2 separate regions of the Homo sapiens genome follow, and region 2 is linked to region 1. A link is a loop called in an ENCODE intact Hi-C map of the cell type or tissue named here. Cell type or tissue: tibial artery. All regions are shown on one strand. Each heading gives the region's core, and the rest is flanking DNA. Links, peaks and the distances in the headings are about the cores only. Region 1 overlaps EPB41 (erythrocyte membrane protein band 4.1). Region 2 overlaps EPB41 (erythrocyte membrane protein band 4.1).

Region 1 (16,026 bases), core at 4,453-6,952:
AAGTCCTTCTAGAACTCTGACAGTGTTGGGGGGAAAAAAGTAAAAGTCCTACATGTTTCTATTATAGGTCTGAGATTTGGACTCCATAGTTTTATTAGAGTCTTATTAGAATATTACATGTATTTCTAGAACTATTACTTGTATATTCAAAGTGCTGAGGGTAAAATTTAGGATAAAATTATAATTGCACACTTGCTGTTAGTGAAACAAGGTTGAAAACAAGATTTACTATGTTCTGTAATAGTTAAGATGCAAGCTATAGAATCCGACTAGAGGGTTCAAATCGAAGAAAAGTGACACTTTTCACTTTATCAGTTTCCTCCTCTGTACAATGGGGATAATAATATCCACCTCATTTGGGATTGAAAGGATTAAAAGAGTGAAACCGGTAAAAGCTCTTAAAACATTGCCTGGCATTTAATAAATACTCAATGAATGTTAGCTAGTAAATAAACACAAACAGTAAAGGCAAAGAAACCATTCATATCTTAATAACATTTTATTTTAGGAATACCAAAAGAATTAAATTACATTATCGGCCGGGCGCAGTGGCTCACACCTGTAATCCTAGCACTCTAGGAGGCTGAGGCAGGCGAATCACAAGGTCAGGAGTTTGAGACCATCCTGGCCAACATGGTGAAACCCTGTCTCTACAAAAAATACAAAAAATTAGCTGGGCGTGGTGGCGGGCACCTGTAGTCCCAGCTACTCGGAAGGCGAGGCAGGAAAATTTGCTGAGAGCCGAGATCACGCCACTGCACTCCAGCCTGGGTGACAGTGCGAGATTCCATCTCAAAAAAAAAAAAAAAAAATTACATTATCTTTCAGGAAGCCTGGTACTTTCAAGAGTTTTTCAAATTTCCTTCCTTCCTTCCTTCCTTCCTTCCTTCCTTCCTTCCCTCCCTCCCTCCCTCCCTCCCTTCCTCTCTTCCTCTGCCTCCCTCCTTTCCCCTCCCTCCCTCCTTCCCCCTCTTTATTTATTTTCTTTTTTTCTTTCTTTCTTGACAGGGTCTCTCTCTGTCACCCAGACTAGAATACAGTGGTGTGATCATGGCTCACTACAGCCTCAACCTCCCGGGCTCAAGCTATCCTCCCATCTCAGTCTCCTGAGTAGTTGGGACTACAGGTGCATGCCACATGCCCAGCTAATTTTTAAATTTTTTGGTAGAGACGGTCTTGCTTTGTTGCCTAGGCTGGTCTTGAACTCCTGAACTCGAGCAATCCTTCTGCCTCAGCCTTCCAGAATGCTGGGATTACAGGCATGACCACTGTGCCTGGCCTCAAGGGGTTTTTAACTGCTTTTTTCTCCTTCAGCTTTATATAGGGGAAAATCCATATCTTGTTTTAGTTAACATTTGAATCAGAACTTGTCTGCATTGTCTAAAGTTCATAGATTCGTACTCAAGTTGACACAGATGATGGACAGTTAATTTTAGATTTAACTAAAATCTCATTCATTAAGATTTAATTCCGAATTGAAATAAATTGTCCGTAGGTTATTTGTCTTCATGTGGAGAAAAAGAAACGATATTGTTAGTAAAATTTCAAGGAGATATTATTTAAAAGAACAAACTATTTTAGGCCTTTTGGAAACTAATATTTATAGTCAAAACCTTGTGGATCAGAGTCGTCTGGATAAAGGTTTATTTGCCTAACCATGTTTCTGTATATGTAATAGGATTTTATTTAAATGGTTCTTTTTTATCCAGAATTTTTTAAAAAGCGTGTTTGCTTTATATTATAAATATATAAATATATATTTATATTACATTTAAGTGTATAATATATATAAATATAGGATTGTACCAGTCTTCATCCAGAGTAGCTTGGATTTTTTGGAAGCCTATGTAAATTTTTAATGTTTGTTTATTCATTCAACAAATATTTATTGAAAACCTACCATGTGTGCCAGGCCCTAGGCTGGATATACCTTGGTAAATAAAAACTGCAATATGGTGAAGAGGTTTAAAATCATGGATTTTGGGGCTGAGTGTGGTGGCTCATGCCTGTAAATCCAGCACTCTGGGAGACTGAGGCAGGAGGATCACTAGAGCCCCGGAGTTCGAGACCAACCTGGGCAACATGGAGAAACACCATCTCTACAAAAAAGTAAAAAACTAGCTAGGCATGGTGGCTCTCCTGTAGTCCCAGCTACTTGGGATGTTGAGGTGGGAGGATCACTTGAGTCTGAGAGGTCGAGGCTGCATTGAGCCATGATTATGTCACTGCACTCCAGCCTGGGTGATAGAGTGAGACTCTTGTCTCAAAAAAAAAAAAAAAAAGCAAAAAAAACAAATCGTGGATTCTGAAGCCAGACTGGTATGTGACTTATTAATTGTATGATCCTAGGCAAGTTACTTAATTTCTCTGGCCTGTTTTACAACCCTGCAGGCCAGGTACTATTATCCTCCCTCTATCAAGTGGGGATATAATAATACTACGTGCCTCGCAGGGTAGTTATGAGGATTGAGTTAGTTCACATAAGTAATTTTCTTAGAATAGTGACTGGCCCATTGTAATTGTTGTATAAATGTTTGGTATTATTATTATTATAAAACAGACATGATTTCTACCCTTGTGGACTTTAATAGAGAAGACAAAAAAGTAGCAAATAAAAATAATTATTTATTGTAATAAGTTATAAAGCCACCAGAGTACTGATATGAAAGACAGTAGAGCGGGCATAGATAGATAGGATAGCCAGTGAAGAGACTTCCTGAGGTTGCAGTGAGAGGGTCATGAAAGATCGGAAGGAGTCTTTTAGATTACTTCCAGTATTTAATGCAGGAGTCAAATAATTAATTTCTTTTTCCTAATTGTCAACCATGCATTCTTTTTTTCTTTTAATTGTTTTCCAGCTGTTACACAAGGAAGTAACATATTCTTTTAAAAGAAAATAATTAGTCGGGTTTAGATAAAAATATGTCGGTAGTTTTGTTGTGTTGAAAGTAAAAGTAAAAATGTATGCCGGCCAGGCACGGTTGCTCACGCCTGTAATCCCAACACTTTGGGAGGCCGAGGCGGGCAGATCATGAGGTCAGGAGATCAAAACCATCCTGGCTAACGTGGTGAAACCCCATCTCTACTAAAAGTACAAAAAAATTAGCTGGGCGTGGTGGCGGGCGCCTGTAGTCCCAGCTATTCAGGAGGCCCAGGCAGGAGAATCGCTTGAACCCTGGAGGCGGAGCTTGGAGTAAGCCGAGATCGCGCCACTGCACTCCAGCCTGGGCTACAGAGTGAGACTCCGTCTCAAAAAAAAATGTATACCAAAAATGTTATCCTACTTATCGGTATTATTTGGGGATAATTTAAGATTGCACCAGGAAACTCTTCCTTCATTGACTCTTCTTTGCATTTAACATGATTAATATTGGGTAGAAAGGTGTTAGCTGGTAGTTAAAATTTTTAGCCTACTACATGTTTGCTTAATGATGTGAAATTGGTCCCAAGCATTTCTCTTAGAATTAAAATTAATTTAAAATTTAGAATATGTAACAAGTCACATCTTATTTTGCAGTTTGTAAGGCTACATTGCTAAAATTGAGGAGCATGGGCAGAGACAATAACGTTTTTGTTAAACTTTAATAATACCGTGTAATGGCTTGGTCAGGAAGAATATATAATGCTGAGAGCAATGGATTGGTATCCTCCGGTTTACCTGAGACCTTCATTTATTGATTTGATGGGATTCTACCTGAGAAGTTTTAATAACAAAGTCTTTAGGGCATTTGGGGGATCATACTATTTTTTATAGAAAAATATTTAATATTAATGTCACCTATATTTGTTTTAGTTCATGCTTTTATTGGTAAGATTATTATAGGTAAAAGCATATACAGCATGTTTTGTGAAATGTGTTTATTACTGACTTGGCGATGTCATGGATATGTAGCCTGCTCAGGAAGAACTCAGAGAAGATCCAGATTTTGAAATTAAGGAAGGAGAAGGACTTGAAGAGTGCTCCAAAATAGAAGTAAAAGAAGAAAGCCCTCAATCAAAAGCAGAAACAGAATTAAAAGCTTCCCAAAAACCAATCAGAAAACACAGGAACATGCACTGCAAGGTTTCTTTGTTGGATGACACAGTTTATGAATGTGTTGTGGAGGTGAGTATGTTTTCATTTCCAACAATCAGAACTCTTACAGGTGGTTTCATCTAGAGTTGCGTAAGTGGTGATTTTGCCCACGATAAGACTCACTGTAGTGATTATTTCTTTTTTCTTTTTTTTTTTTTTTTTGAGACAGAGTTTTGCTCTGTCACCCAGGCTGGAGTGCAGTGGCATGATCTTGGCTCACTGTAGCCCCCAACTCCCATGTTCAAGTGATTCTCCTGTCTCAGCCTCCCGAGTAGCTGGGATTACAGCCATGTGCCACCATGCCAGGCTAATTTTTTGTATTTTTAGTAGAGACAGATTTCACCATATTGGTCAGGCTGGTCTTGAAGTCCGGGCCTCAAGTGATCTGCCCACCTCGGCCTCCCAAATTGCTGGGATTACAGGCATGAGCCACTGCGCCCGGCCTTTAATGATTATTTCTGTAGATGGAAGTATTAATGGTGATTTTCTGGAGGTGGGATTATGGGAAGATGATGAGTAAGTCTTTAAGTCCAGTAAATGCCATTTCTTAAAATTTTCTGTTTTCTGAAAGAATAAGTGATTGAATCAGGATTGAAGAAAAATATCAGAGTTATTCAGTTACTCTTTTTGCTCCTTCAGGACAAGTTGACAATTTTTTTTTTGTTTGTTTGTTTTTTGAGACAGAGTCTCTCTCTGTCGTCCAGGCTGGAGTGCAGTGGTACAATCTCGGCTCACTGCAAGCTCTGCCTCCTGGGTTCACGCCATTCTCCTGCCTCAGCCTCCAGAGTAGCTGGGACTACAGGCACCCGCCACCACGCCTGGCTAGTTTTTTGTGTTTTAAGTAGAGACGGGGTTTCACCGTGTTAGCCAGGCTGGTCTCGATCTCCTGACCTCGTGATCTGCCCGCCTCGGCCTCCCAAAGTGCTGGGTTTACAGGCTTGAGCCACCGCGCCCGGCCAGAGCAAGTTGAAATTTTAAAAAAATCTACTAACTATATATTTTTCAAACTGGAACAGTAGTTGTTTATTATGATATGCTTGATATATAAGCAATTGCAATTGTTACTAGTAACAGCTTTTATTGACAAAGTGTGTAATTCACATATATGTGGAACAAACTATTTTATTTATTTATTTATTTATTTATTTATTTATTTATTTATTTGAGACAGGGTCTTGCTCTGTTGCCCAGGTTGAAGTGCAGTGGCGCAGTGACAGCTCACTGCAGCCTCAACCTCCTGGGCTCAGGTGATCCTCCCACCTCAGCCTCCTGAGTAGCTGGGACTACAGGCACATACCATCACACCTGGCTAATTTTTTATATTTTTTGTAGAGACAGGTTCTCACCATGTTGCCCAGGTTACTCTTGAGCTCCCCGGCTCAAGCGATCTGCCTGCCTCAGCCTCCCAAAGTACTAAGATTATAGGCATGAGTCACCGCACCCAGCCTTATTTCTTAATCACATTATTTATTTGCAAATGTAAATATGTTCAATCACAAATCATCTAAAATATTATGCTATATTTACTAATAGGTATTCTCTAAGTTTAAAAAGGAAATCAAGAAAGATGTAATTGTACTTTGAAACAGGTACTATACACCTAACTAGAGCCTTAGGGTCTGCTTTTTCTGCTTCTTGCACTAACTAATTTAGAGATGGGGAAAGCTATTTTACACCTATTCTTCCCATTCAGACCAAGATCCAGATATGGATCTCTTATATATGAAGCCCTTGGGGACAGATGTGTCATAGAATTCAGAATATTTTGAGGCCGGGCACGGTGGCTCATGCCTGTAATCCCAGCACTTTGGGAGGCCGAGGCAGGTGGATCACGAGGTCAAGAAATCGAGACCATACTGACCAACATGGTGAAACCCCGTCTCTACTAAAAATACAAAAATTAGCTGGGTGTGGTGGCACGCACCTGTAGTCCCAGCTGCTTGGGAGGCTGAGGCAGGAGAATCGCTTGAACCCAGGAGGTAGAGGTTGCAGTGAGCTGAGATCACACCACTGCACTCCAGCCTGGCGACAGAGTGAGACTCCGTCTCAAAACAAAACAAAATAAAAACTAGAATTCAGAATATTTTGGAGTTTAGCAAGGGAATAAGTACATATTCTGCATATTTTATAATAAACCCAGCAGTGTCTGTAGCAGCACCCACATGATCAGACATAGTATTTCTATGGTAAAAGATATGAAGATTCATTCTGAGGTGGATAAATTAAGATTATAAATAGTCTCTTTACAGTTCAAGTCAAAATTTGCCATTTGGATTTTAGAATTATGAATAAGGGATTAGGGAAAATACATGAAGCATTTTCAAATCATCTTCTGTCATTTAGAATGAAAACATGGGAGAAAAAAAGAAAATTATTTGATATGGATGAGTTAAGACTGACAATGAATGAACATTTATGTGAATTATTAATAGTCATTAAAAATAACTCATCTCATTGAGAGGAGGACATGTCATATATGTTTGCCCAAAAAATGATTCTAATTTTTTGAAGTATTTTCATATATATTTCTCAGAAGACATTCACATATTTGATTATTGTTAAACAATTCCAATAAAGAGGTAGGATGAGTGTAAATATTCTTATCATTTCACAGCTGAGCAAACTAATGTTCAGAAAAGTTAATTGAATCTACTCAGCTTGTTTAGCTAGTAAATGGAGGAGCCAGGACTTTCTGACTAAATCTCAGTCTTTAAGTTAGGGTATTTTCTTCCTATAAATAGGAGTAAAAGAACCCAAATTTGGGAATGGTTTGACTTTCTAGGTTAAGAAACATTAAGAAAATTATTCCTAGCACCACTGAAGGAGCCACTTCAACAGGTAGTGTCTGTTGGCTATCTAGAATTTTACTTTATTCATTTTTCTGAAAGAGATTGTAGGGAGTTGAGGCATACCTCATTTTCTTTGGGACATTTGGTCTGAAAATGATAGAGTCTAATGATTTCCACAGCCACAATTAAATGTCACTCTGGACAGTTGATTCAGTAATTTAAGTAGTCACGGTAACTGACAGTTGCTCATAGCATGCTACAGGATATATTGCACCAAAAATGAAGAATGTGATGTGTAGGATGGAGATGGGGAATATGAGATGGAAGGAAGGTAGAATTTTGCTTTGAATTGTAACACAATTTCTAAACTAGTATATGTGTATTACATATGTAAACTGACAAATTGAAGAACAGGAATTTTATAAATCATATTTTCTGCTTAAACTATGTAGCCACCTGAAAGTTTGTTGATCACCAAAGATGAAAGAAGAAATCGGAAAGTGACATTTTATTTTATTTCATGATGGGTGTAGAAATAAGAAGAAACCTCAGGCCAGGTGCAGTGGCTCATACCTGTAATCCCAGCACGTTGGAAGGCTGAGGCGGGGGAATCACTTGAGGCGGGGGAATCACTTGAGCCCGGGAGTTCAAAACCAGCCCGGGCAACATAATGAGACTCTCTCTACAAAAAATTTTAAAAATTAGTCAGGCATGGTGGTGCACATCTGTAGTCCTAGCTACTCTGGAGGCTGAGGTGGGAAGATCACTTGAGCCCAGGAGGTTGAGGCTGCAGTGAGCTATGATCAGGCCACTGTACTCCAGCCTGGGCAACAGAGTGAATCCCCATCTCTTTTGGGGAAAAAATAAAAGAAGAAGAAACCTCAACTCAACTAAGTCACGTATATCTTTGCAGAAACATGCTAAGGGACAAGATTTGCTTAAACGAGTATGTGAGCATCTCAATCTTTTGGAAGAAGACTATTTTGGTCTAGCCATTTGGGATAACGCAACCTCTAAGGTGAGGAGACTGCTTGCAATTTAAGAAGCTGACAAAAAATTTATTTTAATTCTTTTGTTGTTAAGAATGTATCTATACCTGCTTCTCTAAGCCAGTGTTCTTAGAGTTATTCCTGTCTACTCTTATTTCTTAGATTTTCCTGCTATTTTTCTTCTAGAATTAACATTTTAAAGGAAAGACCATTGCTGGTGTATTCTTTCATCATTGAAATAAAGTATATATTGTATGTTTTTACAAGGCAAGGAAAATAAAGAGGTATGATGCACTGATTAGCAAGTACTGTAGATGTCAATAACTTAATATATTATGCAATTGGTATTGTATCTAATGCATAGGTTTATAACAAATATTTGTTGAATGGATGATCTGTTATTAATATTATAATGACATATCATAATTAAATATAATTATGATATATAATTATAATTTGAAAGCAACATTATGAAACAGAATAAAATCCCAATATTATTGAAACGGTCATAACGATGAATCTGACATTTCCTCCAACCTAAAAGGAAACCATTGTTAACTTTTGAAGGAGGTAAAAGAATGGACTTGGAGGAGGGAAGAAAGGTTAAAAGTCAGGTATTTACCTCAGAACACTTTAATTATTTCCTGGGCCAATTAATTGAAAATTGCAAATATTTAACATAAATATAATGATGAAAGCTTTAGTCCAGTTTAACAAGTATTTGCAGGTGCTGTACTAGATGATATGGATGCAGCTGTGAATAAGGTAGACATGGTCCCTGCCCTCTGGAACTTCCAGTTTATTATGAAGATAACATTAATTACTGGTTTGATGAGCGCTATACAAAAGGAAATACAGGTTGTCAGGGAAGAGTATGGCCCGGGAAGTCTCCTCTGGGGAGGTGATGCCTTAGCTGAGAGAGACCTGAAGGATAAAATGAGCAAGTGAGGTGGAGAGAGAATGGCTTGTGTAAGACCTGGAGTTGAGAGACTGACAGTTCAGGAACTGAAAGCCATCTAGCCTGGCTGAACATAGGATATGAGGAATAGAGTAACAGATGAATCTGGACAGGTATACGTCCAGGTTGCGGGGTGGGTGTAAAGTGGGGAATCGTGGAGAGAGTCTTGTAGACACTGAATTTAAGCCATTTAAGTTCATCCTTTCTCCAAGATGATTTCAGTTTATTAAGAAAAGTTGAAGGGCAGCAGCCTTCAACATCTGCAAATTGTAGATTAGGTTGTGTGAGTTAGATAATGCAAACTAGAAGACATGGAATTATCCTTTTCCTAAACAAAATCTATTTCTAGACTATACCTAGTAGTTTACAAAAATTTGTTCCTTCTATGAATGACTACTAACTCAAACAGAACTATGTTTGAGCACTAGGTTAATATTATTCTTTAAAGACTTAACCTTTACTTTGTCTCCCTTAGGGCTCAAACTAGCTTGTACTAGTAAATATAGCTAATATTTGAGTACTGTACATTTCAATATCACGAAGAGAGTAAATCTCAAATGTTCTCATCACAAGGTCAAATATTTGAGGTGATGGATAGTTTGATTCATTTGATTTGATCATTTCACATTGTATTAAAAAATCATAACATCACTTTCTGCCCCATAAATATATACAACTATAATTTTTCAATGAATAATTTGAAAAAGTCTAGCCTTAATTGAAACTACTATTTCCCATTAGTAAGGGAACATTGAAGTTAATTTAAAAACAAAACAATGCCCTCAAAACTACAGTGAAAAACTTTCTACAACTGTGAGCTAGAAAATTCTCCCATGAATTGGCGGGGTGTGGTGGCTCACGCCTGTAATCCCAGCACTTTGGGAGGCTGAGGCGGGCGGATCACGAGGTCAGGAGATCAAGACCATCCTGGCTAACACGGTGAAACTCTGTCTCTACTAAAAATACAAAAAATTAGCCAGGCATGGTGGCGGGCGCCTGTAGTACCAGCTACTTGGGAGGCTGAGGCAGGAGAATGGCGTGAGCCCAGGAGGGGGCGCTTGCAGTGAGCCGAGATTGTGCTACTGCGCTCCAGCCTGGGCAACAGAGTGAGACTCCATCTCAAAAAAAAGAAAAAAGAAAATTCTCCCATGAATCAAGGGAAATACTCTGAAAAGTGTTTTATGTAAGCTCAGTGAGATAATTTTGATTCCCAGAAATTGAATAGTTACATTGTGGGGAAAAAAAAACCCAGATTGATTTGAGAATAATTAAGAATCCTTTAATTTGGCATGTAAAGTCACCAAGTACCTACGTGTTTAATATGGCTGGAAATATTTTTTTCTGTGATCTAAGCATACTTATACATTTCTAGAAGCTGGCTCATCTAAAGCCATTCAGCAGAAGAAATAATTTCTGCTTACAGTTGAGCTTCTAGGGCCCACGTTGGGACAAAAATTTTCAGTTACACTGAAAACTTTTCACCATTGTTGGGATTTATATTCTGTCCTGTCACCAAGTTTATTTTCTTTATAGTGGTTTTCACTTTTTTTTTTGAGACAGAGTCTCACTCTGTTGCCTATGCTAGAGTGCAGTGGTGCGATCTTGGCTCACTGCAGTCTCTGCTTTCCGGGCTCAATCGATCCTCCCACCTCAGTCTTCTAAGTAGCTGGGACCACAGGCACGCACCACCATGCTTGGCCAATTTTTAAACTTTTATATTTTGTAGAGACAGGGCCTCACTATGTTGCTCAAGCTGGTCTTGAACTCCTGGGCTCAAGCAATCCTCCTGCCTCAGCCTCCCAAAGTGCTAAATTACAGGCATGACCCACTATGCCTTGCCACTATTGTAATTAGTTTTTGTTTGTTTGAGATGGAGCTTCACTCTTGTCACCCAGTATGGAGTGCAATGGTGTGATCTCTGCTCACTGCAATCTCCACCTCCTGGGCTCAAGCAATTCTCCTGCCTCAGCCTCCCAAGTAGCTGGGATTACAGGCATGCATCACCATGCCTGTCTAATTTTTTGTATTTTTAGTAGAGATGGGGTTTCACCATATTGGCCAGGCTGGTCTCGAACTCCTGACCTCAGGCGATTCACCCGCCTTGGCCTCCCAAAGTGCTGGGATTACAGGCGTGAGTCACTGCACCCAACCGTAATTAGTTTTTAATGAGCAAATGTTAAATTGCTTTATTTATGTTCACCTATATATTTATGTGTAAAGTGTTGTTAAAAGTGCTTAATATAAAAGCTTAATAACAAAGTACAAACCTGGCTGTGTAAGAAAAGGGCATTATTTCCCTGTAAGTATTTTTGGAAAAGAAAAATTGGTACCTCTGAATCATAATCTGGCTTCAACTTCCCTGATAGTTTATAAGAGCCCCTACTGGGGAAGTCAGTGGGCAAGTGAATCCTGGGAAAAATTGGCCTTATCATAGTCAGGGCATCGACAGGTCTGTATGGACCAGGTTCTTATAGGACATCCAGCGGGAACATTGTCAAAGGGAATGGGCTACTCTATATTTTATGCTTCTAAGTTTATCATGGTAAACCTCCAGCTCAGAAGTAAGTCAAAACAGAGTGTTGTTTTTTTTTTTTAATTTTTATTTTTAATTAAAACGAGAGTCCTTAGCTGATCTAAGAAGCAGAGCATGGAAGGGAAAGTAGGAACTTCATTAGCACATGGCCCAGGTAAATCTTGTACAAAAATGAATCTGGGGAAGATTCATCTTAGGATTGTCAAGTTAAAGGGTCAGTACAGTAGCAAAAACACCTTAGTGATGGCAGGCCTTCCTTAATATGCTGTCTCTTGGCTGGGTGTGGTGGCTCATGCCTGTAATCCCAGCACTTTGGGAGGCTGAACTGGGTGGATCACCTGAGTTCGTAACCAGCCTGGCCAACATTGTGAAACCACATCTCTACTGAAAATACAAAAATTAGCCAGGCATGGTGGCACATGCCTGTAATCCCAGCTATGCGGGAGGCTGAGGCATGAGAATCGCTTGAACCCAGGAGGCAGAGGTCGCAGGGAGCCGAGGTCACGCCATTGCACTCCAGCTTGGGAAACAGAGCGAGATCCCGTCTCAAAAAAAAATCATGCTGTCTCTTAAGTCACAGTTGTCTAGTCTGGATGGGTATCACAGTCTGTTTTATATACAGCTGTCCCTGGTATCTCCCATCACTATCATCCTGGGGATGTGCTTTGCCTCTTTCCTGTGATGTTTCTCCTGTTTCCTTTTTCCTTGGTTTTCTTTGTGTTTTGATAGAGTGCTACTCCTCAGAAATGGTACATGGGATGTAATCGTTTTTGAGACATTACATGTCTGAAAAGATGGCTTTATTCTGCCTTCTCATTTGATTTTGAATTTTGTTGGGTATAGGATTTTAGGCTTGAAATTATTTGCCTTCAGAATTTTGAAGGCATTGCTTCATTGTCTTCTAGTTTCCAGTGTTGCTCTTGAAAAGGCCAGAGCCATTTTGATTTTTGATCTTTTGTATGACTTTTGTTCGTCTCCCTCCTCCTTTACACAATCAAGCGAGTATGATCTTTTCTTTTTTCTTGTCCTTACGAAGTTGAGAGTTTACAATTATATATCTTGGTGTGGGTTGATTTTCATCTATTGTTCTGGGCCCACGTCTATTTTTTACCAGACTGATTTCCTAAAGAATGTTAATTTAGCATATTGCCTGGGCTGAATGTGGTAGGCATTCAACAAATGTTTATTGAAAGAGTGAGACATATTGTTACACTTGAGAGACTAGCTTTGCCACATACTAGTTGCAAGTTAGATAAGTTACTTGTCCTTCTGTTTTCTCATTGGTAAAATGGGAATGATAATGAGATAATCTGTATGAAAGCATGTAGAATCATGCTTGACATGTAGTAAGCATTCAATAAAAATAAGGTGTTATCATTATTATTATGATAGTATTATTGGCTGGGCATGGTAGCTCATACCTGTAATTCCAGCACTTTGGGATGTAGAAGCAAGTGGATCACTTGAGCCCAGGAGTTTTGAGACTAGTGAAACCCTGTCTCTACCAAAAATGAAAAAATAGTAACTGAGTGTGGTGGCACATACCTCTAGTCCCAGCTACTCGGTAGGTTGAGGTGGGAGGATAACCTGAGCCTGGGAAGGTGAGGCTGCAGTGAGCCATGAGTACACCACTGCACTTGCCTGGGTGACAGGGATAAGACCCTACCTCAAAAAAAAAAAAAAGATAGTATTATTGTTTTAAAATGAAATTACCAATTAATCAAGGCCTTGGCTTTAAAAGAAAAGATTTATGTGTCATAATCTAGAGATGCATTCTGGAGCATCCTTCGGGTTGAATATTCTACCTGTTCTTAGGTAGGATGTACAAAAGAACAGTGTATCTTTTACTTAAAATTGATTGTATTTGGCAAGACTATATGGCTTTATTTTAGCTATTGGAAAAAGATAAAATCACAACAAATTTAGTTAAAGATCTAATTGGCTTTTATTTGTGATTCATGTATTAGGCAGCCTTCATTCTACAAAATAGAATGAGGGCTCCCAATAAGCAATGGCAGAACAGTGGGTTTTGTAAGGTAGGAATAAGGAAACCAAGTAATAGGAAAAAGCTGATTAGTTTACATCAAGTTACTTTTCTTCTAAATGCTAAAGCAGAGAGGACTTTCTTGTTAAACTGACTCAGGTAGACTGGAATCTCCTGTTTTCAGGAAAAACTGGTCTGTTTAGCATCTACCCACTTCCTTTAGGTTTCAGTTTGATTATGTGGTATTTAGTATGAGTGACTCCATTTTTGTTTGGCCTGATCTGTTGGAGCCAGTGAAGAAGCTTAGACCAAAACAATGGCCTTCCATAATTTTTGTTTAACACTATCAGTCCATGTATATGTACTGTCAATAAGCCAAATTTCTAGATAAGACCTTCTCTAGAAGTACACAGATATTTGTGAAATGATTGAATCAGTAAAGTTCATAGTAAATCATGGTCATCTAAGTTTTCCGCCATTCTGAAAATACAGAAGGTAATAGAGCTATACAGGCTCTGGGGGCTCATCCCCCCATTTTATAGATGAGGAAACTGAAGCACAGCGTGACAGAGTGAGTAAAGGCAGAGTGACATCCTCTAGTTGCACAGTCAGTTTACTCCTGTAGCTCCTTGCCTGCTGCCCCTTCCTAAGTTATTTTCTTCTTTAGCTTTTTACTCCTTTCCTTGATTTTTACATTTCATCTGTAGTTTTTTTGTTTCCTCTACAGAATTAGTTTATGTTGTAGAAAAAAAATGTGAGCCATAATACAATGAGAGACAACTGTTTTCTGTTCTTTCCATTCTCTGGTGTCTTCTTTTTGTATATGTAAAGATTTGTCCTTTGTATATGTAACTTCTGTCATTAAGAGCTTTGTGCTTTGTTTGTAGACAATTGAGTACATTTAGCAGGGAGGAAAGTTTTCCCTCATATGGAGTGGCTTGCTTGTTCCCTTTTCCTACTGACTGCGTGATAATGGGCCTATTGCTAGGGTCTGGCAAGACAAGTGGAAAAGCGGTAAGAAGCAAACTTCTTTTTCTTTCAGGCTGGAGTGCAGTGGTGCCATCTTAGTTCACTGCAACCTCCACCTCCCAGGTTCCAGCGATTCTCACGCCTCAGCCTCCTAAGTAGCTGGGATTACAGGCGCCCACCACCACAGCCAGCTAATTTTTGTATTTTTAGTATAGACAGAGTTTCACCATGTTGGTCAGGCTGGTCTTGAACTCCTGGCCTCAGGTGATCCAACTGCCTTGCCTCGCAAAGTGCTGGAATTACAGGCATGAGCCACTGCGCCCAGCCCAGAAGCAAACTTCTATAGTTCTGTGAGAGATTTGTTGCCACTATGAATCAAAATTGTCAGTTAAATAGTTGCTTCCTATATTTTATTCCTGCTTATAATTATTTATTAATGGATCAAGGATTTTTTCCTTGGGAGAGAAGTCACTTACATTAATTCCATCTCCCTCCAAATTTCATCTCTAAGCAGAAAACTTGTGCTCTTCTGGTAAATAATGAGAATTTTAAATTAGGACTACATGCAATTCAATGGTATATAGTCATTGTCTTTTTCCATCCATTTTCTGTGTGGATGAATTTTCTTACCTTTAGAGTCAGATAATCAGTCTGAAAAGATCATCAGTCAAACAGAAGTCTTTTGCTCACCTTCACAGGCAAAGAGCAAACACCAATGGAGTGACTATTAAATAAAGAGTATGAGTAATTTAGTTTATAGTCATCTGAAAGGATTGATTCTCATTGATTCATGACTGGCCTTGAAGGCAAGTGGCAGTCATGGTTGTATCTTTATTGTCTGGCAAATTAGAAAGACGAAGGGGAATTTTGTAAATATACTTGCAGAGTAGGGAGGCTGCATTTGTTATCTTGTCTTTTGCTACAGAGATTTGGGTCAACACCTCTAATGAATTTAAATGTGGTTTTTTGGGGTTTTGTTTCTTATTTTTTGTGTTTTAACTTAGTACTTAAAGAATGAGACCTAGAATTACCTGTGCTCTAGAGTTTCTATAACATAACTTGGAGCAGTGATTTGAAGTCAACATCCTAACAGCAGCATAAATAAGGTTATTCCTTGAGTTAAGACAGATAGACTTCTGGAGCTGTACAAAAGTCTTTTACCTCAAAAGACAAGGATTTGTATAAATCTCTTATGTGTATGCGTGGGGGTTTTAGGACCTCCATATAAGGGTAGCTGATGACTAACTCGGGGAATGGAGTTCTTTTTTTTAAAACATTATGACCTAAGGTTGTAAATGCTGCCGAAGATATGAAAGGTGTTAGTCTGTTCTTGCACTGCTATAAAGAAATATCTATAAAGAAAGGAGGTTTAATTGGCTCATGGTTCTGCAGGCTGTATAAGAAGCATGGTGGCATCAGCTTCTGGGGAGGCCTCAGGAAACTTAGAATCATGGCAGAAGACTATGGGGAAGCTGGCACATCTTACATGGCCAGAGCAGGAGGAAGAGGGGGTGGGATGCTATGTACTTTGAAACAACCAGATCTTGTGAGAACTCTTATCATGAGAACAACACCAAAGGGGGAAATCTACCCCCATGATCCAGTCATCTCCCACCAAGCCCCACCTCCAACACTAGGGATTACAATTTGACATGAGATTTGGGTGGGGATACACATCCAAACAATGTCTGCTCCTATTCATTTTACCTCTTTAAATGCCATTTCTGTA
Region 2 (16,026 bases), core at 8,494-10,993, 50 kb before region 1:
CAGCCTGGGAGACAGAGCAACATCCTGTCTCAAAACACACACACACACACACACACACACACACCCCCCCCCCCCCAAGATCTACGCACTAACTGCTTATAACTGCTTAGTTGATCTTCTTCCCTCTAGTCTTTTTCCTTTTGCCATATTCATTCCAGTTTATCTTGCCATACTCATCTTCTTCAAATAGAGCTTCCATCGAGTAGGTAATCTCTCTCCTTAAGAGTTACTGTAGGCCAGGCATGGTGGCTCACTTCTGTAATCTCAGCACTTTGAGAGGCTGAGGCAGGCAGACCATGCGGTCATGAGATCGAGACCATCCTGGCCAACATGGAGAAACCCCGTCTCTACTAAAAATACAAAAATTAGCTGGGCGTGGTGGCACATGCCTGTAATCCCAGCTACTCGGGAGGCTGAGGCAGGAGAATCGCTTGAACCAGGGAATCAGAGGTTGGAGTCAGCCGAGACTGTGCCATTGCACTCCAGCCTGGTGACAGAGCGAGACTCTGTTTCAAAAAAAAAAAAAAAAAGTTACTGTAGTTTATTATTGCTTATCTGATCAAATATCCTTAGCCTAGCTTCCTTTGCCTCACCTAGTATACTTCTCATTATTAAAAGTTTGTCTCTCATATCCTTCTTACGCTGTTCTAACCTTGGCATGATTTATTTGCCCTTTCTTCTCTGGCCTTCCAAGTCTAATTCCCACTTTCTTCATTCTTATCTTAGGGTGCTCTAGCTTTTTGCATTTATTAGACTTGTATGTTTTTTGTACTTGGTAATTAATAGTCAAAATTAGAAGCACAATCTAAAACTTCAGAAGGGACTTCAGAAGTCATTTGGCCTATTTCTTCAGTTAGAGATAAGAAAACTGTGGCCCCAAGATGTGGAGTGACTTGACTAAGTGATGGCAAAGACGGAGCTGGATCTTTGGCTTTCTCTCACTTTGTACAGTGTTTTCACATATGCAGCTGCTTCATGCCCTATCCCCTAACTTGTATCCTAAAAAAAATTGAGATATAATTTACATATAAAATTTACCATTTTCAAATGTACAATTCAGTGGTCTTTTAGTATATTCATCATTACCACTATTTCAGTCCAGAACATTTTCATTACTCCAAGAAACCCCTTACATGTTAGCAGTTACATTTCCCCATCCCCCCAGACTCTGGCAATCACCATTCTTTCTGTTTGTATGGATTTGCTTATTCTGAACATTTCACATAAATGGAATCACATAATATGTGGTCTTTTATGTCTGGCTTCATTCACTTAGCATGTTTCCAAGGTTCATCCATGTGGTAGCATGTATCAGTACTTCATTCCTTTGTATGGCTGAATAATATTCCACTGTAGTATCACACAAAAATATTCTATTGTATATCACATTTTGTTTATCCCTTCATCAGTTGCTGGATATTGTGTTGTTTGTGCTTTTTGGCTATTATAAATAATGCTGGCTATGAACATTCATAAACAAGTTTTTATTTGAATATGTGTTTTTGGTTTTTGTGGATATGTAACTAGGAGTAGAATTGCTGGATCATATGTAATTCTATGTTTAACTTTTTGAGAACTGCCACATGGTTTTTCACAGTGACTGCACCATTTTACATTCCTAAAGGCAGTGCATAAGGGTACCAATGTCTCTGCATCCTTACTAACACTTGTTTTCCTTTGTAAAAAAAAATTATAGCTATCCTAAAGGGTGTGAAATGGTACCTCATAGGGGTTTTGAATTGCATTTCCGTAATGACTAATGATGTTGAACACCTTTTCATGTGCTATTGGCCATTTGTGTATCTTCTCTTGTGAAATGTCTGTTCAAGTACTTTGCTCATTTACATTGTGTTATTTGTCTTTGAATTGTGAGAGTACTTTATGCATTCCATAGACTAAACCTTTATCAGGCATATAATTTGCAAATTTCTCCTGTTGTTTAGGCTGTATTTCCACTTTTCTGACGCATTTTAAAGCACAAAAGTTTTTATTTATTTATTTTTTTTTGAGGCAGAGTCTCGCTCTTGTCGCCCAGGCTGGAGTGCAATGGCGCGATCTAGGCTTACTGCAACCTCTGCCTCACAGGCTCAAGTGATTCTCCTGCCTCATCCTCCCAAGTAGATGGGATGACAGGCATGGGCCACCATGCTCGGCTAATTTTTGTGTTTTTAGTAGAGATGGAGTTTCACCATGTTGGCCAGGCTGGTCTTTAACTCCTGACCTCGTGATCTGCCCGCCTTGGCCTCCCAAAGTCCTGGGATTACAGGCGTGAGCCACCGCGCCTGGCCATAAGTTTTGAATTTTGAAGTCCAATTTATAAAAAAATTTTTGGTTGTTTTTGGTATCATATGTAAGAAATCATTGCCTAAATCAAAATCATGGAAATTTACGTCTTATCTTTTCTTCTAGGAATTTTATGTTAGCTCTTACATTCATATCTTTGATCCATTTCAAATTAAATTTTTTATATGAGGTGAGACAGGGGTCTGTCTGGATTCACTCACTTGCAGGTAGATGTCCAGTTGTCCCAGCATTATATGTTGAAAGGACTTTCCTTTCCTCCATTGAATTGTCTTGGCACCCTTGTTGCAACCAACTGGATATAGATGTATGAGTTTATTTCTGGACTCTCAGTTCCATTCCGTTGATCTACGTGTTTATCCTTATGCTGGTACCACATTGTCTTGATTACTGTAGGTTTGTGGTAAGCTTTGAAATTGGTAAGTGTGAGTCCTCTAACTGTGGTCTTATTTTTCAACATTGTTTTGGCTGTTCTGGCTATCCCTTGTATTTCCATATGAATTTTAGCATCAGTTTTGTCCATTTTTGTGGAAAAGGTAGTTGGGATTTTGATGTCTACTGCACTGAATCTGTAGATTAATTTGGGAATATTGCCATCTTAACAACGTGAAGTCTTCTAATCTATGAACATGGGATTTTTTCCGCTTATTTAGGTCTTCCTTAATTTCTTTCATTGATGGGTTATAGTTTTCAATGCAAATCTTGTATGTACTTTGTTTGTTAAATTTATTCCCAAGTATTTCATTATTTTGCATGCTAAATGGAATTTTTTAAGTTATAATTTTCAGATTATTTATTGCAAATATATAGAAATACAGTTGATTTTTGAATTTTTTTTTTTTTTTGACACAGTATCTGGCTGCGTCATCCAGGCTGGAGTGCAGTAGTGCGATTTTTGCTCACTGCAACCTCTGCTTCCCAGGCTCAAGCAAACCTCCCACCTCAGCCTCCTGAGTAGCTGGGACCATAGGCATATGTCACCACGCCTGGCTAATTTTAAAATTTTTCTGAGAGACTAGGTTTCGCCATGTTGCCCAGGCTGGTCTCAAACTCCTGGGCTCAAGTGCTAGGATTACAGGCATGAGCCACCATAACTGTCCTGATTTTTGAATGTTGATCTTGTATCCTGCAACCTTGGTTAACTTGCTTGTTAGAACTAGTAGTTTTTTTTGTGTGGATTCCTTAGAATTTTCTATTTACAAGATTATGTCATCTGCAAATAGGGATAGTTTTATTTTTTCTTTCCAATCTGGATACTTTTTAAAAATTTCTTTTCTAGGCCTAATTGCCCTGGCTAGAATAGCCAGTGCAATGTTGAATAGAAGTGGTAAGAGTAGACATTCTAGTCTTATTCCTGACATTAGGATAAAAACCTTCAGCCTTGCTCTGTATGTTGTTACAGGATGTATTGATGCTAGCTGTGGATTTTTTTTAGATACTTTTTATCAGGTTGAGGAAATTCCTTTCTATTACTAGTTTGTTAAGTGATTTTTTATCATGAAAGGATGTTGGTATTTTCAAATGCTTTTTTTGTGTCTGTTGAGATGATCATGTGGATTTTGTCTTTTATTCTATTGGTGTGGTGTAGTGCATTGATTGACTTTTGTATGTTAATCCAATCTTGCATCCCTGGGATAAATTTCATTTGGTCATGGTATGTAATTGTTTTTTATAGCCACTGGATTTGGTTTGTTAGTATTTTGTTGAGGGTTTTTGTGTCTATATTTATTTATTTTTTATTTTTATTTATTTATTTTTTTGAGACGGAGTCTCAGCTGCCCAGGCTGGAGTGCAGTGGTGCGATCTTGGCTCACTGCAATGACCTTCTTCCGGGTTCAAGCGATTCTCCTGGCTCAGCCTCCCGAGTAGCTGGGATTACAGGCACTTGACACCACGCCCGGCTAACTTTGTATTTTTAGTAGAGACGGGGTTTCACCATGTTGGCCAGGGTAGTCTAGAACTCCTGACCTCAGGTGATCCGCCCACCTCAGCCCCTCAAAGTGCTGGGATTACAGGCGTGAGCCATCGCACCTGGCCTCAAGTGCTTTTTAAAGATCTTAATATTTTTCTTATGTTTTTGAATCAGAATGCCCTAGTATCAGTTATCTATTGCTACACAATCACCTCAAAACTTAATGATCTAAAATAATAGCTATTTTATTTTCTGTGATTCTGTGAATCAGGATTTTGGACAGGGCTCTGTGAAAATGGCTTATTTCTGATCCATGTGATAGAAACTAGGGCAGCTTATCAATTTCATGTGGCGTAAGTTAACAGTGGGTGGGCTGGAGCTGGAGGATCCAGTATGGCCTTGCTTTGATGTCTGGTGCCTCAACTTGGATGCTTCAGTCATCTGGGGGCTGGCTTGAGAAGGCTGGTCCTCATTCATGACTGTAACACTTGATAGGAGGAGTTGTTGGTAGCCAGCTTTGTAGCCAAACTACCAGAGCTCTTAAACAAATCGTACATCAGGGAGAAAGCTTAAATCTTGATTTTAAATGACTGTTTTGGGCATTACTTTCAGAATAATTATTAGAAGTGCCTTGATTAAACTTAGATAACTAACGTTAAAATATACGAAATCAGATAGTAAAGTGTTTCTTGGGAAATGGTTGAAGTAACCAGTTTTGATATTATGTTTGATAGGTGCAAAAATTAGTATTTCGCCAGGGGCGGTGGCTCACGGCTGTAATCCCAGCACTTTGGGAGGCCGAGGTGGGCGGATCACCTGAGGACGGGAGTTTGAGACCAGCCTGGTCAGCATGGTGAAACCCCATCTCTACTAAAAATACAAAAATTAGCCGGGCGTGGTGGCGGGCGCCTGTAATCCTAGCTACTCTGGAAGCTGAGGCAGGAAAATCACTTGAACCCGGGAGGCGGAGGTTGCAGTGAGTCGAGATCGCGCCATTGCACTCCAGCCTGGGCGACAGAGCGAGACTCTGTGTCAAAAAGAAAAAAAAATTAATATTTCTTGGAAATCAAGTCTGTTGGGGAAACTGTTCTAGACTGGTTGCAATTATATTTAATTTTGAGGTGAGTTATCCTAGTCCTAAGTAGGGAAACAAAAACATCCAGAGTTTGGATGTATGTTGTGTGACCAAAAGAAAATGTTTACAATCGTCTGACATGTTATATGCCAGGAAATATGCATTAGGATATCCATTGTGTTGCTTGATAAGAAAACGAAAGCACTGACATTTACTTTTCTTACTGGGAACTTTTCATGTCTGAAAGTCTTGATCACCTATTTATTACCTTGAGGTATAGGGTATGGAAAGCACATTAAAAAAATCAGTAGATGGTGAATTTGGTTTTCAGAACATATTTCACAGTATTAAACAGAATATCACATTATCATCACATTTAATGTGAAGTTAAATAATGAAGAAGGGCCAGGCTCAGTGGCTTATGCCTGTAATCCCAGCACTTTGGGAGGCTGAAGTGGGTAGATCACTTGAGCTCAGGAGTTCGAGATTAGCCTCCTGAGACCTGTCTCTACCAAAAAAAAAAAACAAAACAAACAAAAAAACTAGGTATGGTAGTGCTTGCCTGTAGTCCCAGCTACTCGGGAGACTAAGATGGGAAGATCGCCTGAGACTGGTAGGTCAAGACTACAATGAGCTGTGATTGCACCACTGCTCTCCAGCCTGGGTGGCAGAGTGAGACCTTGTCTCAAAAAATAAAAAACCAATAATGGGGAAAAATGAGGTATAAGTCCAACGAGGTATAGTTCTAGGCAGGTTTTGTAAGATGAGTATCCTTCGGAAGAAGAAACGTTTACAGTGAATTTTTACTGAGTCATAAGAAATATTTGTCAAATGTTACCTAAGCTGTAGTACTGATTTATTAACAGATAGTTTTTCTGTAAAGAAAATCCACATAAATAAGTGATTTAAAATGCTTTCTCAGGCCGGGCACAGTGGCCCACGCCAGTAATCCCAGCACTTTGGGAGGCCGAGGCGGGCGGATCACCTGAGGTCGGGAGTTCCAGACCAGCCTGACCAACATGGAGAAACCCCGTCTCTACTAAAAATACAAAATTAGCAGGGGGTGGTGGTGCGTGCCTGTAATCCCAGCTACTCGGAAGCTGAGGTGGGAGAATCGCTTGAACACAGGAGGCGGAGGTTGCAGTGAGCTGAGATGGTGCCATTGCACTCCAGCCTGGGCAACAAGAGTGAAGCTCTGTCTCAAAAAAAAAAAAAAAAAAAAAGCAAAAACCTTTCTCCCTGACTTTACAAATTTTAGAAAATTTGTAGAGTTGTAGAAAATTTGAACGATAAAGTATAAAGACCAAAACTAAAAATTACCCGTAATCCTATTAATGCTAATACTATAAATATTTTGATGTTCCTTCTTTCTTTTCATAAATTTTTTATTTGGAAAAGTACAGAGATAACAAAAACCAAAATGTTTTTCCTATTTTCACATAGTCATCACAGCACTTTTGACACCAGATGTGTGGCGTGGTTTTTCCCACACACTAACCAAGCAATTCTCCAAAGGATAGCAGCTGGGTGTCCTATATAATTCACTTCAATTCTGACACTATCTACCTGGAGATAGCATCAGATCCCACAGGTTGAGGGCTCAGTCCCACAAGACTGTCTCTCATATCAGATGCTATTCACAAGACCCAGGTTGTGACCTGTGCTTCTGACCAACTGGCTCCAAATTGGGGTTCCCACAACCCCCTCTTTGGGTTCAATCAGTTTGCTAGAGGGGCTCACAGAACTCAGGGAAACACTTTAATTATGTTTACCCATTTGTTAGAAAGAATATTACAGAGAATACAGATGAAAAGCAAAGTTGAAGAAATGCATAGGGCAAGGTATGGGGGAAAGGACATGGAGCTACCTTGCCCTCTCTGGGCACACCAACCTCCACGATCTTACATGTGTTCAGCAATCCAGAAACTTTCTGAACCAGTCCTTTTGATTTTTCATGGAGGCTTCATTATGTCCTGATTGATTACATCATGGGACATGGGTGATCAGCTCAACCTAAAGCTCCTTTACCCTCCCTGGAGATTGTGTGGTGGTGGTGGCACTGAAAGTTCTAACCCTCTAATCACATGGTTGGTTCCCCTGGCAACCAGCCCCCATCCTAAGGCTATCCTGGAACCCCAGCCATCACTCAATTCATTAGTATTCACAGAGACCCTTAGCACTTTGGAGATTCCAAGGGTTTTAGGAAGTATGTGCCAGGACCAGAGACCAAATATATATTTCTTACTGTATCACAATATCATGTGAGGTAATATGGAGCTTTGTGGATTTCATTCCTCCAGCTCCACCCTCCCCCCAACATTTTGATTCCATTGGGAAATCTTACTGTCATTTTAAATTATAATAGGAATATTAACTCAGTTTATTGGAATAAAAGATATAAGAAAAAGTTCTTCTCCTACTTATATACCAGGAGTGTGGGTTTCAACTCTGGCCAGTGAAACAAGCAAAATATGTTAATTTGGTAAAAAATTTCCATAATAACAGTTCCTTTGATTCTAAGGAAGGAAATAAAGATTTCAAAACTAATCGAGTCAAAAAATTTGTGAAAGATTCGAATAAACATTTCTCAAAAGAAGATATACAGATGACAAACAGGCATATGAAAAGGTGCTCAACATCACTGATCATCAGAGAAATGCAAATCAAAACTACAATGAGGCCGGGCGCTGTGGCTCATGCCTGTAATCCTAGCACTTTGGGAGGCTGAGGTGGGTGGATCACCTTAAGTCAGGAGTTCGAGACCAGCCTAGCCAACATGGTGAAACCCTGTCTCTACTAAAAAATTAAAAAATTAGCCGGGTGTGGTGGCACGCACCTGTAGTCCCAGCTACCTGGGAGACTAGGAGAAATACTTGAACCTGGGAGGCGGAGGCTGCAGTGAGCTGATATCGTGCCACTGCACTCCAGCCTGGATGATAGAGTGAGACTCCGTTTCAGGAAAAAAAAAAACAAAACAAACACACTACAACGAGAAGCTTACATCCAAGACAAAGGCAATAACAAATGCTGGCAAGGATGTGGACAAAAGGGAACCCTTGTACACTGTTGGTGGGAATGCAAATTAGTATAACCATTTTGGAGAAGTTTGGAGGTTCCTCAAAAGACTAAATATTGAGCTGCCATATGATCTAGTGATCCCACTGCTGGATATATACCCAATAGAAAGGAAATTAATATAACAAAGAGGTATCTGCACTCCAATGTTTGTTGCAGCACTGTTTACAATAGCTAAGATTTGGAAGCAGCCTAAGTGTCCATCAACAGATAAATGGATAAAGAAAATCTACATATACACATTGGAGTACTATTCAACCATAAAAAGAATGAGACCCTGTTATTTGCAACAATATGGATGGAACTAACTGGAGTTCATTAAGTGAAATAAGCCAGACACAGGAAAACAAACTCCTCATGTTTTTACTTATTTGTGGGATCTAAAAATCAAAACAATTGAACTCACGGACAGAGAGAGAAGGATGGCTACCAGAGGCTGGGAAAGAGTAGTGTGGAGGCGGGGGCTGGGAGGAGAGGAAGATGAGGATGTTAATTGGTTAAAAAAAATAGGAAGAATGAATAAGACCTACTATCTGATAGCACAATAGGGTGACTATAGTCAATTATAGTTGTACATTTAAAAATAACAGAATGTAATTGGATTGTTTGTAACTCAAAAGATAAAAATGCTTGAGAGGATGGATACCGCATTCTCCATGATGTGCTTCTTTCATTTTGCATGCCATATCAAATCATCTCACATACCCCATAAATATATATGCTTACTGTGTACTCACAATAATTAAACATAAAACTCTCAGATCTGGTTTTTTTTTTTTTTTTTTTTTTTGAGATGTCTTGCTCTGTCACCCAGGCTGGAATGCAGTGGTGCCATCTTGGCTCACTTCAACCTCCGCCTCCTGGGTTCAAGTGATTCTCCTGCCTCAGCCTCCCGAGTAGCTGGGATTACAGGCATGTGCCACCACGCCCGGCTAATTTTTGTATTTAGTAGAGAAGGGGTTTCACCATGTTGGCTGGGCTAGTCTCAGACTCCCTACCTGAAGTGATCCACCTGCCTCAGCCTCCCAAAGTGCTGGGATTACAGGTGTGTAATGTAATGCCTGTAATCCTAGCACTTTGGGAGGCCGAGGTGGGAGGACTGCTTGAGCTCAGGAGTTTGAGACCAGCCTGGGCAATGTAGCAAAACCCAATCTCTACCAAAAATACAAAAAAATTAGCCGAGCATGGTGGTGTGCGCCTGTAGTTCCACCTACTTGGGGGTCTGAGGTGGGAGGATCACTTGAATCTGGGATGCGGAGGTTGCAGTGAGATCGTGCCATGGTACTCCAGCCTGGGTGACAGAGTGAGATCGTGTCTCAAAAAAAGAAAAAAAAAAAAAAAGAACCAGAATATAATCCTGTTTATAAATCTTTAAATTTGGAGGTAATACTTTACCATCTAAAATTGTTCTTACTAATAATGATATAAACTGAATTATGCTATAATTGCCCTTATTCCAGTGAAGTCTCTGTTGTTACTTGTTTAATTATCTGGTGGTGAAAATTACATACAGATAATATGTGTTCCTGAAGAGAAATGCACCTCTGACATAATTCTCCTCCTTTTATTTGGAGGGGTGGGTGTTATATCGATAAAGACGGTGTATATTCTCTTTATTGATGTCCTTGTCACATAAAGGAGTTCAGTTAATGTTTGTTAATAATAACTACTTGGTATCTGTAGTTGAGAGGTTTTAAATAGATAATTTTTAAAATGAGCTATATCACCAACCCCAAATAGTGTTAAATGTAACTTTTATACTGCAACCATAGCATCACCCTAAGGGAAAAAAAGGAGTTTCATAACTCTAAAGGAAGGAAGGTATTGTGGAGCAGTGAATATATTAAGTATAAGTGTTTAATATTCTGTTTTAAAATTTTCTTTAAATTAGGAAATGGGCCAAAGTTAATGGATTGATGTGGATTGTGAGGCTAACGTCAGAATACTGTATATTAGCCACTGAATATTTATTTCTCTTGTGTATTTTGGTGGGATTCCTTACATAGGTTTGGCAACAAAACTAGAAAATAAATTTCCTTTCAGTGATACAAAATTCTGTTGGGCTAGCTGAATTAGATTGACATTAGTCAAGATTTGCCAGAAACATTGTAGTAGTGCTGGTTAATATAGCCTGGTTTTGCAAGGTGGCCTCAGACTGCTGTTATACTTGTGAACTAGCCAGAGTATCCCAACTGTGATAGGAAAGTAGACATTGTATGATGTATGGGAAATTCATCTTTGAAAAAAGTGAGTTTATGCCTTTCAGATCCATACTGTGAATGAATGAATATAAGAGTGAAAACGCTGCTGACAAAGATTTGGATATTTGATAACGTATACAATTTTATTCTTTTACTAAATGTTTATTCCTTTTTACTAAAAAAAAAATACTTTTGTGATTGAGAAGAACCTTAACATTGTCTACTTCAACTTCTTTTTTTTTTTTGAGATGAATTCTCGCTCTTTCGCCCAGCCTGGAGTGCAATGGCGCAATTTCGGCTCACTGCAACCTTCACCTTGCAGTGCTAAAGGGGTTTCACCGTGTTGGCCAGGATGGTCTTGATCTCCTGACCTCGTGATCCACCTGCCTTGGCCTCCCAAAGTGCTGGGATTACAGGCGTGAGCCACTGCACCTGGCCAACTCTTTTTCAAAAAAAGAATCTCCTGCTATAACACCTATCATCAGTTGGATTGGAACTGTGCAAAATGTGGATGTAAACAATTTAGGATTAACTAGACATAATGTGACAATTTTGGATATTTTATATTTTAGATTCCACTTTTTATTTTGGTCTACTGATTTCCAGTAGAAAAAATTTTAGGATTTCTGTAACACGTAAATAATTGCAACTTCAATAACATATGATTACTTGAAATAGCGACTCTATTTTTCATTTCATTGAAGTAGTAACTGCATTTTGTTTCATACCTATACTCCTCCCTGCTTCAATATTTAGCATGTCACTTTGACCAATAAAGATAAAATTATGAAGAAGATAGCTGACTGGTTTAAATATCAAAGGGCTGCCCTAGGGTTCACTGGTCTGGTTCATGCTGTTTGATGTATTAAAGACATTCATAAGGGCAAACAAGGTATTAGCAAATATGTCAGATGTTTTATGTTTTTAATGTGGGATGAAATAAACTCATACACAAGGAGAGAGGGAGAGAAACCTACATTATGACTGAAAGAAAATATCCTGTGCATAGAGCTAAATATGCAGAGCATGGTGGAACCACAAAAAGGGAGATAAGGCAGGGTACCTAATTATTCAGAAACGAGAATGGAATAGCACCAGATATGCAAGGGAAGGCCAAATTAATGGATCAGTGTAACTTTAAACTTGTTGCTTAATTTTGAATCTCTTGGCCGGGCTGGGTGGCTCACGCCTGTAATCCCAGCACTTTAGGAAGCCAAGGCGGGTGGATCACAAGGTCAAGACCATCCTGGCCAACATGGTGAGACCTCAAATCCACTAAAAATACAAAAATTAGCTGGGTGTGGTGGCGCGCGCCTGTAGTCCCAGCTACTCGGAAGGCTGAGGCAGGAGAATCGCTTGATCTCGGGAGGCGGATGTTGCAGTGGGCGGAGATCGCACCACTGCACTCCCGTCTGGCGACGGAGCGAGACTCCGTCTCAGACAAACAAACAAACAAACAAACAAACAAACAAACAAACAAACGGCCTTTTAATCTCTTGAGGGCAAATGGCTTTCTTTTTATTAGATGCAACCAGGGAAGTCTAGTGTTTGGATGCCGTTAAAAATACAGTTATTCAGCGGGGTGTGGTGGCTTACTCTTATAACCCGAGCACTTTAGGAGGCCGAGGTGGGCGGATCACTTGAGGCCAGCAGTTTGAGATCAGTGTGGCCAACATGATGAAACCTGTCTCTATCAAAAATACAAAAATTAGCTGGGTGTGGCGGCACATCCTGTAATCTCAACTACTCGGGAGGCTGAGGCATGAGAATCACTTGAACCCAGGAGTCGGAGGTTGCAGTGAGCTAAGATTGCACTCCAGTCTGGGCAACAGAGTGAGACTGTCTCAACAAACAAACAGCAGTTATTCTAGATATACCGCAGAATAGTTTAGCCACTTTAATGTTTATTATAGGAATTTTATATTAGTTCTTGCTAACCAGCGAAATTCTTTCAGTTATGTTAGTCTACTGACTAGAATGCATTTTGGTTTGCTACAAATTGAAATGGGTGTTTTTTTTTTCATGTTCTTTTTAAACATTCCCCTCATTCTGTATAAAACATACTTGTGGACATTGTCTACTTAAGCCTTTATACTATTTATACTGTAGAAGTTATATCTAATATATCTCAAATCATTTGGGGATTTTGTTTTTTCAAGAAAAGTTTGAAACATACTCAAACAACAGTTCTTAGAAAGCTGCTTAGGATGGTACTGAATTTACTTGTGCTAAGTGGCGAGAATGGATTATTGAAAGTGAAGCAGGCTGGGCGTGGTGACTCACGCCTGTAATCGCAGCACTTTGGGAGGCCGAGGCGGGCGGATCACGAGGTAAGGAGATCGAGACCACGGTGAAACCCCGTCTCTACTAAAAATACAAAAAACAAAAAAATTAGCCAGGCGCGGTGGCGGGCCCTTGTAGTCCCAGCTACTCGGGAGGCTGAGGCAGGAGAATGGCATGAACCCGAGAGGCAGAGCTTGCAGTGAGCCGAGATCGCGCCAGTGCACTCCAGCCTGGGCGACAGGAGACTCCGTATCAAAAAAAAAAAAAAAAAAAGAAAGAAAGAAAGTGAAGCAGCAACTATTGGAGGATAGCAAGAATGGAGTGTCCTTTTTAAGTGATGTAAATCTGTGCTTAGTATCCTTTTACGCTATTTTTATATGCTTGTGTGATATTTGATTCATTAAAAAGAATTTATGAGCCGGACGCTGTGACTTAACGCCTGTAATCCTAGCACTTTGGGAGGCCAAGGCGGGCAGATCACAAGGTCAGGAGTTCAAGACCAGCCTGGCCAATATGGTGAAACCCTGTCTCTACTAAAAATACAAAAATTAGCTGGGCATGGTGGTGCGTGCCTGTAGTCCCAGCTACTCGGGAGGCTAAGGCAGAAGAATCGCTTGAACCCAGAAGGCTGAGGTTGCAGTGAGCCAAGATCACGCCAACTGCACTCCAGCCTGGGTGACGGAGCGAGACTCCATCTCAAAAAAAGAATCTATGAAACATAAAATGTAGTTTAGGAAGTGTAATATTAAAGTAGCACCTATAAACCTACCATCCAACTTAAGAACTAGAACTATACTAGTACTGTTGAATCTACCAGTGCTCTCTTCCCCCATTCATTCTCCTGCCTTCCCTTCAGAGATAACTGCTGCTGAGCATTTTGTATTTCACATTTATTTAAAAAATAATTTTAGGCCAGCCTTGGTGGCTCATACCTGTAATCCCAGCACTTTGGGAGGCCAAGGTGGGAAAACTGCTTGAGCTCAGGAGTTTGGGACCAGCTTGGGCAATATAGTGAGATCACATCTCCACAAAAAATTTTAAAAATTAGCTAGGCATGTGGTGTGCACCTGTAGTTCCAGCTACTTGGGAGGTTAAGGTGGGAGATTGTTGGAGCCTGGATCAAGGTTGCTGTGAGCCATGATGGCATCACTGCACTCCAGTATGAGTGACAGAGTGAGACCCTGTCTCAAAAAAAACTTACCATCTCTGTATTACTATATATAGATATATATTACAACAGATAGATCTTTAAAAATATATTGTTTAGTTTTGCTTGGTTTTGAGCTTTATAAAAATGGTATATTTTGAATTCTGCTATTTCCTTTTTTCCACTCTGTTATTTATTTATTTATTTATTTTTATTTTTTTTTTAGATGGAGTCTCGCTCTGTCACCCAGGCTAGAGTGCAGTGGTGCAATCTCGGATCACCACAATCTCCACCTCCTGGGTTCAAGCGATTCTCCTGCCTCAGCCTCCCGAGTAGCTGGGATTACAGGTGCATGCCACCACACCCAGATAATTTTTGTATTTTTAGTAGAGACGAGGTTCTACCATATTGGCCAGGGTGGTCTCGATCTCCTGACCTTGTGATGTGCCCGCCTCGGCCTCCCAAAGTGCTGGGATTACAGGCGTGAATCACTGTGCCTGGCCCCACTCTGTTATTTTTAAGACATTTATTTATGGTACTGCATATAGCTTCAGTTAATTTACTTTTACTGTGGTATAATATTCCATTGTATGACTATTTCATAATTAATTTATCCATTTTCCTGATAATAGACATTGCAGTGGTACAGTGAACATTCATGTACCTGTCTTCTTGTCTATGCCTGTGATGTCTCCTTGTACATGTGTGTGTTAGTGTGTTGGATGTGTAGGTGTGTGTAAGCATCTCAAAGTTTCTCTAAGGTAGATACTTAGGAGTAGAATTGCTGAGTCATAGAGTACATGTTCAGCCTTACAAGATATGATAGCATTTAATTTAATAATCAGAACAACCTGTAACTATCAACAGTTTAATAAACTGTGGCTTAGAGATGTTATGTATCCAAGAAGCCACATAGATAGCAAGTGGCTGAACAAGTTCAAACCCATGTTTGTTTAACTTTAGGACCAGACTCTAGCAGTAAGTCGTTTTGTCTTTCTATAGTAAGTGTCCACAATCAGGCTTTATATATAGTATAATTGGGATTTATTTTAGTGTGAATGTTTAAGGCATACATCTATTTTGAAGAGTAAAATGTATGTATATGTTAATAAAAAACTGTCTTGGTCCCAGTCTCCTAAATTTATGCTCTGCCAACCTTAACATATGGCTACTGTTCTGAAGGGAGCAGGAGAAAGGCAGAAGGCCAAAGGGCCTCCCCTCTCCCTTCTTGCTTAGAACACAGATGGCTGGCTGGGTAACAGAAGAGCCATCTTGTGACCTTCAGCCTCTTGAGTAGCTTGTTCTTATTAACAAAAATCCCCATATAATTAAGAGCAGATTGTTTCCAACTAAAAGGCCACATTTCCTACCTCTCTTTACAGATAGAGGCAGCCTCCCAAGAGGGAAGAGACATCTTGAACAGGCACCTAGCAGTTTCTGTACTTTTTTTTTTTGAGACGGAGTTTTGCTCTTGTTGCCCAGGCTGGAGTGCAGTGGTGCAGTCTTGGGTCACTGCAACCTCTGCCTCCCAGGTGCAAGCAATTTTTCTGCCTCAGCCTCCCAAGTAGCTGGGATTACAGGCCTGTGCCACTACGCCTGGCTAATTTTGTATTTTTAGTAGAGATGGGGTTTTGTCATGTTGGCCAAGGCTGGTCTTGAATTCTTGACTCAGGTGATCCGCCTGCCTCAGCCTCCCAAAGTGCTGGGATTACAGGCATGAGCCACCGTGCCCAGCCCTCTGTGCTATTATATCAAGGCCAGGTGAAGATATATAACCCTCTTCAATTTACCAAGGATGGTATTATGGCTTTTGGTTTTTAATTATTGAGAAAATATATCTATAAAAGCTGACTTCTGCTGGGTTCAGTGGCATGGGCCTGTAGTCACAGTTAAGAGGCTGAGCAACATAAGACCCCATTAAAAAAAAAACAACCCCAACTCTTACACATTTACCCTGTGTCTTACACACACACACACACACACACACACACACACACAAATGTGATGTGTGTTGGAGGAATTGGAGCAGGAG

The links. Peaks named below come from ENCODE experiments on the same cell type or tissue, not always from the same donor. Only the 100,000 strongest peaks of a DNase experiment are listed, where the experiment ranks them.
Region 2: a loop joins it to region 1, with 2.2 times the contacts of the local background. A loop is called at or near these places in 2 of 110 quality-filtered maps.

What each region holds. Positions count from the first base shown.
Region 1 is chr1:28,989,438-29,005,463 of GRCh38, forward strand. EPB41 (erythrocyte membrane protein band 4.1) reads left to right here. Exons shown (of 21, transcript NM_001376013.1): 3 at 3,893-4,105; 4 at 7,778-7,882. Among named protein-coding and RNA genes, the nearest start is that of EPB41, 83 kb to the left of the region's middle. RefSeq lists a silencer at 14,120-14,414. In tibial artery, for the core only: no CTCF peak of the experiment used is centred there; no DNase peak of the experiment used is centred there.
Region 2 is chr1:28,935,405-28,951,430 of GRCh38, forward strand. All of the region lies in intron 1 of EPB41 (erythrocyte membrane protein band 4.1), which reads left to right. It overlaps LOC124903886 (a long non-coding RNA gene), which reads right to left and starts at 7,242. Exons shown (of 3, transcript XR_007065563.1): 1 at 7,156-7,242. In tibial artery, for the core only: no CTCF peak of the experiment used is centred there; no DNase peak of the experiment used is centred there.